2 separate regions of the Homo sapiens genome follow, and region 2 is linked to region 1. Evidence: chromatin loops called from intact Hi-C (ENCODE). Cell type or tissue: Caco-2. All regions are shown on one strand.

Region 1 (5,000 bases):
TTCCTCCAGGTGGGCTCGTGGTCTCACTGGCTTCAGGAGTGAAGCTGCAGACCTTCGCGGTGAGTGTTACAGCTCATAAAAGCAGAGTGGACCCAAAGAGTGAGCAGTAGCAAGATTTATTGCAAAGAGCGAAAGAACAAAGCTTCCACAGTGTAGAAGGGGACCTGAGCAGGTTGCAACTGCTGGCTCTGGCAGCCTGCTTTTATTCTCTTATCTGCCCCCCGCCAACCCCCGCCATCCACATCCTGCTGATTGGTAGAGCCCAGTGGTCTGTTTTGACAGGGCACTGATTGGTGCTTTTACAAGCCCTGAGCTAGACACAAAGGTTCTCCCCTTCCCCACCAGATTAGCTAGATACAGAGTGTGGACACAAAGGTTCTCCAAGGCCCCACCAGAGTAGCTAGATACAGAGTGTCGATTGGTGCATTTACAAACCCTGAGCTGGACACAGGGTGCTGATTGGTGTGTTTACAAACCTTGAGCTAGATACAGAGTGCCGACTGGTGAATTTACAATCCCTGAGCTAGACATAAAGGTTCTCTACGTCCCCACCAGACTCAGGAGCCCAGCTGGCTTCACCCAGTGGATCCCGCACCGGGGCTACCGGTGGAGCTGCCTGCCAGTCCCGTGCCCTGCGCCCGCACAATTCAGCCCTTGGGTGGTTGATGGGACTGGGCGCTGTGGAGCAGGGGGCGGCGATCATCGGGGAGGCTCCGGCCGCACAGGAGCCCACGGAGGGGATGGGAGGCTCAGGCATGGCGGGCTGCAGGTCCCAAGCCCTGCCCCGCGGGAAGGCAGCTAAGGACCGGCGTGAAATCAAGTGCAGCGCCGGTGGGCTGGCACTGCTTGGGGACCCAGTACACCCTCCGCAGCTGCTGGCCTGGGTGCTAAGCCCCTCATTGCCCGGGGCGGCAGGGCGGGCCGGCTGCTCCGGGTGCGGGGCCGGCCAAGCCCACGCCCACCCGGAACTCCAGCTGGCCAGCAAGCGCCTGGGGCAGCCCGGGTTCCCGCTCACGCCTCTCCCTCCACACCTCCCTGCAAGCTGAGGGAGCCGGCTCCGGCCTTGGCCAGCCGAGAAAGGGGCTCCCACAGTGCAGTGGTGGGCTGAAGGGCTCCTCAAGTGCCTCCAAAGTGGGAGCCCAGGCAGAGGAGGCGCCCAGAGCGAGCGAGGGCTCTGAGGACTGCCAGCACGCTGTCACCTCTCAATAATACAAAACTCCTTCACTTGCTTCATTTCCATAGGGATATGACAATAGTTCTAAATCTTATTTTAAATCACAACGAAAAATCTTTGGACTTCAGTTTTTCATTACTTCAAAAATTATGTATTCAATAAATATTTGCAGGCCAAGCATGGCGGCTTACACATAGAATCCCAGCACTTCGGAAGGCTGAGGCAGGAGTGTTGCTTCAGATTAGTAATTCAAGATCAGCCTGGGCAACATAGGCAGAATTCATCTGAAAAAAAAAAAAAAAGAAAAGAAAAGAGAGAGAGAGAGAAAGAGAGAGAAAGGGAGGAAGGAAGGAAGAGAGGGAGGGAAGGGTTAGCCTAGTCTGGTGGCATACACCTATAGTCCTAGCTACTTGAGAGGCTTGAGGTAGGAGAATTGTTCGAGTCCAGAAATTTGAGGGTACAGTGAGCTACGATCATGTCACTGCACTCCAGCCTGAGTGACAGAGCAAAACCCTGTCTCTAAAAAAAAATGCAAAATAAATAGTTAAGTTTTAATTAAATGAATGAGTAATTTCTAGTATTTCTATATGTTTACTATTATTATATGAGTTAAAGACCAGATATTATTTCCCACCATAACTATTGAAAGTGAAACTTTTAATTGGTTCATATATATAACAGATATCTTTGGTCTATCTTTTTAGGACATTTAGATCTGCAATTTATTAAATATGTGATAATGGCCAGTTGCTAAACCTCCCTTAATTCAAAATTTCATATATAAAATTTTGAAAAATAGCACCTAAGATTAGTAACTATTTTTAAATAATAAAATCAAATTGACTAATGCATATAAGAGCTTAACAAGTTAATTAATTTTCCATTCATTCATTTCTTTGTGAAAGAACTAGAAAATGATGTTATACCAGGTATGAGCTAGGAAAGAATTCTCATGTTTTAGTATATTTGCATTCTCAAAGGTTCTTCAATTTAAATTAGACATATGCTATCATTTTACAGTGACATAAAACAGGTATAGAAGAATCACATGCAAGGAAAAATAATGTGACTTGCATGTTAGCATTTAATCTTGCCACTTTTTTACATTCTCTGTCAATATATCTTCACATTTAAGAAACAGTTGTGTTTGGGGGTTTTGGGTGGTTTTAGTCTACCAGGCAACTTCTCCCTATAGGTTTGATCCACATCAAAGTTGAATCTCAGATACCATCTAGTGTTCAAGCAGTTTATTCTGGCAGCACCCAGAAGATGCATAGCAGGAGCAGACCGGCAACATAAGCCAGGTACAGTCAGGGGTTCAGATGACTAACTGTCAGGAGAGTCTCTGTCTGGAGACCAATTTCAGAGTTTGGGTAACACTTTCCCCTTTCTTTTACCTGTATTCAGTCCAGGTCAGTTACCAGGTATTTCTGTCATAAAGGGAATCTAAGCTCTTCTTGCAAGGATAGCTTTGTGAGCTTCTGTGCTAAGATCATTCGTGAAAAGTTCTGGAGAAGCCACAATTGGATGTGGAATATCTGGCCACCTGAAGCAACAAAAGGCAATAGGCATGCTAGGGTTTGGAAAACACTATTACATAGAAAGGCAAAAGAAGTTGAACAGGGTTGATGGCAGCAGGTTGGAGTTGTCTTGACTGCACAGAAATGGCAGACCAGTGTGGAGCACAAAGACCAGGTGGTTTCAGAACTTCATAGTAAGGTCTGGAAACACTATGCACTGGAGGTGATGTCACAGATGCAAAGCTTGCTTGTGGAGATTGACCAATCAAACCAAAGTTTCAGGTCTTGTCCATTCCAGAATACTGCCAAGTACAACTGAGATGCCAAGTGTTTACAGGCATACAGGCCATAGAAATGATGCTGTAGGTGGTCCAAGAAAATACTGGGCAAATACACCAGTAAAATTCTTGCCAGGCAGTGATGAAGTTGGGGTTAGTAGGACAAGCGGTGCAACCATCCTGGGCACAGCACGGATGATAGCAGTAAAGGTATCTTCCAACAGGTAGAAAGTCTGTGCTTAATATTCATCATGCACGTGACAAAGCAAGGGACCTGGCAATGCTGGATAAGTGTGGAGGTACACTGGTAGTGACCTCCCTGAAGTGAATTTGTGAGGACAAGGCATAGAAGTGATTGTTCATGAAGCAGCTCCTTGCAGATGGGAAAGACCTGAGCTGGGGTTACGAGCTGCATGAATGTAGAAAAAGCTCTTTGCCTGTAAAGTTGCTACAACATTGGAAGAGTCTGAATAAAAGCTAAGAAGAAAGATGAGGGAGTGTCTGTGGAAGCTGATCAGAAGGGAATCTTTGCTATGTGCTGGTGTGTTGGAAGAAAGTGGAATTTTTGTAAGCAGAGATGAAGGCACATGACACAGGGAGGCCAAATATGGTTAAGCAACCAGTGTTATTAGCCCACAGCATCATTCACCTGGTAGAGTCTGAGGGGAGGGAAAGAAGTAACCATGATGTCCCAGTTTCCACGTATCACAAGAATGACACAGGCATCAGGGATATGGTGCTGTGAGGTCTGTATTGCAGCAAGTGCCTTCCTCCACTAGTAATTGTTAGCATTTTGCCAACCCAGTGGTGGGGGCCCCACAGGGTAAACAATCAAAGTGAAAAGATCAGTTCAATCTGGGCAAAACTCTCCTAAGTAACACAGTAGAATTCTATCAGTGCAGGGCCGACAAGGGGACACTGCCAAGTCAGGCCACTCCGGAAGGGGCTTCGGGAGATGAATCTACAGAAGGTCTGATTGGTCCCAGTGCAGAAGCATGGCAATGGTGTTTGAGAGTTGGTAATTGGGACAGTATATGGGAACACAACTCATGAGCTTCCTGATAGTAGGAGTGGGAGCACAGGGCAGGGTACGACTTTCAAGAGTGGAGATGTAATCATGCTGATATTTTAGTAAGATGAGCAGAGCCTTGTCTTCACTGATCAGTTATTGAATTTTTGGTGGTAATGACCCAAAGGGTACTCATTGGCACAGGGGAGGCAGTTGCTGATCTGGGGTTTGTGGCAGATGAGGTGAAATTAGTAGTAACCAAACCACAAAGTGGAAGGCCCCTACAGAAAGGTTCCCAATGTTGAGCATTGTGCAGAGTGTTATCATCACAATTGTTCCACAGCCCACAGAAGAGGAGGCTCAGAAGGAAAAATGCTAATAAGCAAAAGCAGTGGTGTCAATAGCAAGAGCAAGGATATGTCTATCTACGGGTCCAAATATTATTTGCCCATGTTAACTTACTGTGATAAACAAAGGTCAGGCAATGAGCTTCTAAGAATTTTAGGCTCAATGTGTTCCCGTGGCTGCCAGTAATTGGCTTGCTTTCAATAAGAGTTGATTCCAGAGTTGGTTTTCAGAGGACTTTGCATGGCAGCAACGTGGTGGGCACCATATCTGGAGGTAGAATCGTGTAGGGTGGCCAGTAGCACGTTCATTCTGGTAGTAACATTAACTGGAGGAAGAGAGTTAAGGAGCCTTTGAAGGGATGCTGTGTCCATGGGAGGGTGGCCCAAAGTTGTGGGGAGCATCCCCAAGGGGACAGACAAGGGGAAACATTAGTTGAGGGCCCCTGTCCTGGGGCCAGCAACAACAGCTGTGGCAACATCAAAATCCAGTTGTTCCACATTGGGATAGGCAGGGCAGAGTAAAGGACAAGGCAGAAAGTTTGAAAATACAACAAGTCCTTGGAGATGAGGAGTAGCAGGCCCCAGTGTGTAGCTGTTAATATGGGCCAACACCAGGAGCAGATGTTGGTCAAGAATGAGTCCAGCAGCCAGCTTATTCTCGAAGAAGGACCT
Region 2 (5,000 bases), 280 kb before region 1:
GAGGAGCCTCTACTGTTTGTGGCTTTGTTATATTTCTTGGATTTTGTAGTTTTTACCTTATTAAAATTTATAAGAATTTACTAAGCCATGTGACTGCTGTTTACAGTTTTCTTCCATCTGTATTCTATTTTACATTTAAAGAGGCTTTTTAAAAAGACAGAGAAGATCATTTTACATATTAATCCTTAATAATTCAGAAGGGCACAATGAAACTGCACTGAGATACTAATAGAAAATAAAAACAAACACGTTTTTCTTTTTCTTTTTTTTTGAGACCGAGTCTCACTCTGTCGCCCAGGCTGGAGTGCAGTGGCATGATCTCGGTTCACTGCAACCTCCGCCTCCTGGGTTCAAGCAATTCTCCTGCCTCAGCCTCCTGAGTAGCTGGGATTACAGGTAGGTGCCACCATGCCTGGCTAATTTTTGTATTTTTATAGATAACACGGTTTCACCATGCTGGCCAGGCTGGTCTCAAACTACTGACCTCAGTTGACCCTCCCGCTTCAGCCTCCCAAAGTGGTGTAATTACTGGTGTGAGCCATCGCTCCTGGCCTACATTTTTCTTTATGTGAAAAGAATCAAAGAACATCAATGTACTCTTTCTTGTTAATAGTTTCCAAAAAGTCATTTATTTGATGACTGGGTAGATCCCATTATTTAATTATTTTGAAAAGTACATATTTTATTTTATTCATGAGTCATGGTCATTTTAAGAGTTTGGATTTCACCTGAACAGAATTGTGGTTTATTTTAACATTCAATGAAATAATAGATCAATTCAACAAACTACACATTTCACACTTGCTTTGAGATAAATTGACCTTCACCGAATTAGCTTCTCTTCACAAGGTAACCTATATAAAAAATGCCAATTTGCATGAAGACCTTTTAAAAGACAGCAGGGGTTCAGTACAAGCTACTGAGAGTTTTCTTGTTCTCTAACAGAAATTCACTCAAGAATAATGAAAAGTGACTTTTTCATGCACCTTCCTTTATTTTCGTGCCTGAAATCACAGATTGTACACAAAGGGAATGTGCTAAGCTGAACATAGGCAAGAAACAGCAATGGCAGCAACAACAAAAGTTAGTGATGCATTGAAATCTATATATCGTTATGTAGTCCCTCCCCATATATATATACAGACATAGAAGGGACTACATAACGATATATAGATTGTATATATGTATATATATATATAGAGAGAGAGAGAGAGACAGATTTCTCTCTATTTCTTGATTATATATTATATAATATATAATATGCTATATTATATATTACATAATATGTAACATTCTATTTCTTGATTATATATTACATATATATATAATCAGCAAACTGCTATTCCCAGAAAAATTATTTAAGCAATACCTCTTTCACTTCCTTAAGAAAAAGCAATACTGGATTAGAAATATTTTTTAAAAATTAAACATTCTATGAAAGTGACCTGTGAATGCACAATCAGTGCTTTTTGCTCTTGTTATACATGCAAAGAGGTATGGAGAGTGCCAGTAGGTTTTAATGTATTTACAGCATTGAACATAAAGGTCAATCATCTAAAAAGAAAAAGGCATCAGCAGTTAGAAACTGCATTCCAATGCATAGATTTGCAGCCAAAGAATTTTATTATTAATGAGACACAAAGAGAGCAAATAATTTTCAGATGCAATTTATGAAGATTAGATATCATCTGTATAACAGAAAGAAGCAAAGATCAATATATTCACATTTTACTTGTTTTGCTGCTAAGCATGTCTGTCGATTTATTTTTGTAAATATTGTCTTTTTATTGTTATTACTTCTATGATCTACATTAACAAGGTTAGTAAAAAATCTTCCTGTCGATGGCGACTTTACTATAATATATATATATATGTAATTTTTTTTGAGACGCAGTCTTACTCTGCTGCCAGGCTGGAGTGCAATGGCACAATCTCGGCTCACTGCAACCTCCACCTGCCGGGTTCAAGCAATTCTTCTGCCTCAGCCTCCCGAGTAGCTGGGACTACAGGCACGTGCCACCATGCCCGGCTAATTTTTCATATTTTTAGTAGAGAGGGGGTTTCACCTTGCTGGCCATGCTGGTCTCAAACTCCTGACCTCGTGATCTGCCTGCCTTGGCCTCCCAAAGTGCTGGGATTACAGGCATGAGCCACCGCGCCCGGCCCTTTACACTATTTACTTACCATAATTTTTACATTCTAAGTATGAAGAATTCATTCTAGTTGAATTTTTCCCCCACTGGGTGTTAGATTCTTAGTTTTCCTCTAGATGGCGGAGTAGTATTCTAAATGTAAAAGATGTCCTTTGTGATAAACATTTTAAACATTTATGTTGTATTTGCCAGCCTGGTTGAAAAATATTTTTCCCCTTTTCTGCAGTTAAAACAGAGTACATTCATGTGGTATATTTTGAAATTGGCATATACAATGAAATAAGGAACAAGTAAGTGCAATATTTTTAAAGTTAATTAAGTGATAGCATATGGAAAAGTGTAGTAATGTTTGATATATTTACATTCACCAAATAACCTATAAACAGTCCAAGAGGCTTTAACATACCATATCTTACCCTCAAGAGTATTGCTTGGCATTCTGTTTTGCAGCTTTTAGTATTTGTCGCAGAGTTCCTGATGAAAGAACGCTAAGAAAAACCCCTTGTGGTAGTTTAGTGCAACTTGCGACAAGAGAATTTCCCATCAAACTTTCAGGACAAATATGTTGAAGAGCAGTTCTCAGTCTAAAATGGAGTTTCAGCAACACTGTTGTGAGCTCTTCCAAATGTCCTGTATTCCCTTTCTCCACATGTTCTCAAGCAATAAATTGAAGCAGCTTACAAACTATCTATTTCCTCTGCAAACACACAGGGTGGTTGCGATTCTGAATTAAGAGACTTACAAACTGAGGAAGCCTTTCAGTCTTTCCCCATTTCTAGCCTCATTGCCATAAGAGTATTTGTATGGCATTTACAGCTTCCAAGCAGCCATTTTTGGTATTTCGCTGATGGCATCATATGTGAATTTGATTTTTATGTGGAACATCTATATCTTCCCTGGTTTCCTATATAGAGCCCAAAATATAGAAGCACAAAGTATGACAGATAAACAACAGATTTAGTAAATAAGACAGTGGTATTAAACTTAATAAGAAGAGATAATGTCAAAGCTATCCTAGTATGATAAACGTATGAGATCTATAAAGAATAACGTCAACAAAACTTACTAAGAAGGGAACTATTGTTAATCTTTTCCTCCTGAGTCAAATATATCATTTCAGGTTTTCAGTACCTGGGACATGCAAGTAAAACAAGGGCAATAATTATTAATTGGGAGGGAGATAAGCAAGTATTTCTCACTAGAATCAAGTTAATTGTTGGAAAGCAGGCATTCCAGAGACAATTGCTTAAAATGCAATACTTTTGGCCTGGAATGTTGTACTCCCGTATGTCAGAGAGAAGACATTACTCAACTCTTCTTAACTTAATTCAATGAAAATATAATTTTATATAAATGTGAACTATTCTTCCTCTTTTGTGGAAATATAAAGGTAGGATTGCAATCCTACTTTATTCTTATCTTTATTCCAATGTTCTTATTGCTTAAGAAAGACTGGGACTTATTAAATGGAAAATGAAGAACATTTTGAAAAAATAGTATACAATGTGCTAATTTATCTAGTCAAATTATAAAAATAAAATTGTACGGTAAAGATACCATTTCAACAAATAAGATAAGAAGGCTTTTGCTTTAAATATTCAGATATCTAAGATTTAGCATTTGATTCTGATTATATTAAGAAAAATTCTTGTATTAGTCTGTTCTCATGCTGCTAATTACCACAGACTGGGTAATTATAAAGGGAAGAGGTTTAATGGACTCACAGTTCCACATGGCTGGGGAGGATATATTTATTTTGTTGCCATTATGTATTTAATTTTCAATTATTTATCCAAATCACATGCAATATTGTACAACCAATATTTTAGGCCTCACAATCATGGCGGATGGCAAAGGAGGAGCAAAGGCATATCTTACATGGCAGCAGACAAGAGAACATGTGCAGGGGAACTGCCCTTTATAAAACCATCAGATCCCAGGAGACTTATTCACTATCATGGGAACAGCATGGGAAAGACCCGCCCCCAAGATTCAATTACCTCCCACCGGGTCCCTCCCACAACACATGAGGATTATGTGAGCTACAATTAAAGATGAGATTTGGATAGAGACACAGCCAAATCATATTAATTCTCTATTCTCATCTTCATTTTACATATGCGTTGGGAATAGGCCCCCAAACTCTGGCCATAAGGGGCCCCAAAACTGGCCATAAACAAAATCTCTGCAGCACTGTGACATATTGGTGGCCATGATGCCCACACTGGAAGGTTGTGGGTTTACTGGAATGAGGGCAAGGAACACCCAGCCCACCCAGGGCAGAAAACTGCTTAAAGGCATTCTTAAACCACAAACAATAGCATGAGTGATCTGTGCCTTAAGGACATACTCCTGCTGTAGATAACTAGCCCAACCCATCCCTTTATTTCGGCCCATCCCTTTATTTCCCATAAAGAATACTTTTAGTTCAGCTATAATCTATAGAAACAATGCTTATCACTGGCTTGCTGTCAATAAATATGTGGGTAAATGTCTGTTCGAGGCTGTCAGCTCTGAAGGCTGTGAGACCCCTGATTTCCCACTCCACACCTCTATATATCTGTGTGTGTCTTGTAATTCCTCTAGTGCCACTGGGTTAGGGTCTCCCCTACCAATCTGGTCTCCACACATATGTAAGCATGAAAGTGATATATTTATTTTGTTTCCATTATGTATTTATTTTTCAATTATTTATCCAAATCACATGCAATATTATACAACCTATATTTCCTATATTTTAGGCTATGCTTTTAAAATGTATAAGTGTGTATTAACTATATAAGAATTTTCTTTTTAATTTTATTATTATTATACTTTAGGTTTTAGGGTACATGTGCACATTGTACA

What was found. Peaks named below come from ENCODE experiments on the same cell type or tissue, not always from the same donor. Only the 100,000 strongest peaks of a DNase experiment are listed, where the experiment ranks them.
Region 2: it touches region 1 in a loop (17-fold over the local background); 2 of 110 quality-filtered maps call a loop at or near these places.

Annotation. Positions count from the first base shown.
Region 1 is chr13:81,340,131-81,345,130 of GRCh38, forward strand. No RefSeq gene overlaps it. Among named protein-coding and RNA genes, the nearest start is that of LINC00564, 120 kb to the left of the region's middle. In Caco-2, no CTCF peak of the experiment used is centred here; no DNase peak of the experiment used is centred here.
Region 2 is chr13:81,059,144-81,064,143 of GRCh38, forward strand. No RefSeq gene overlaps it. Among named protein-coding and RNA genes, the nearest start is that of LINC00377, 43 kb to the left of the region's middle. In Caco-2, a CTCF peak has its summit at 2,544; no DNase peak of the experiment used is centred here.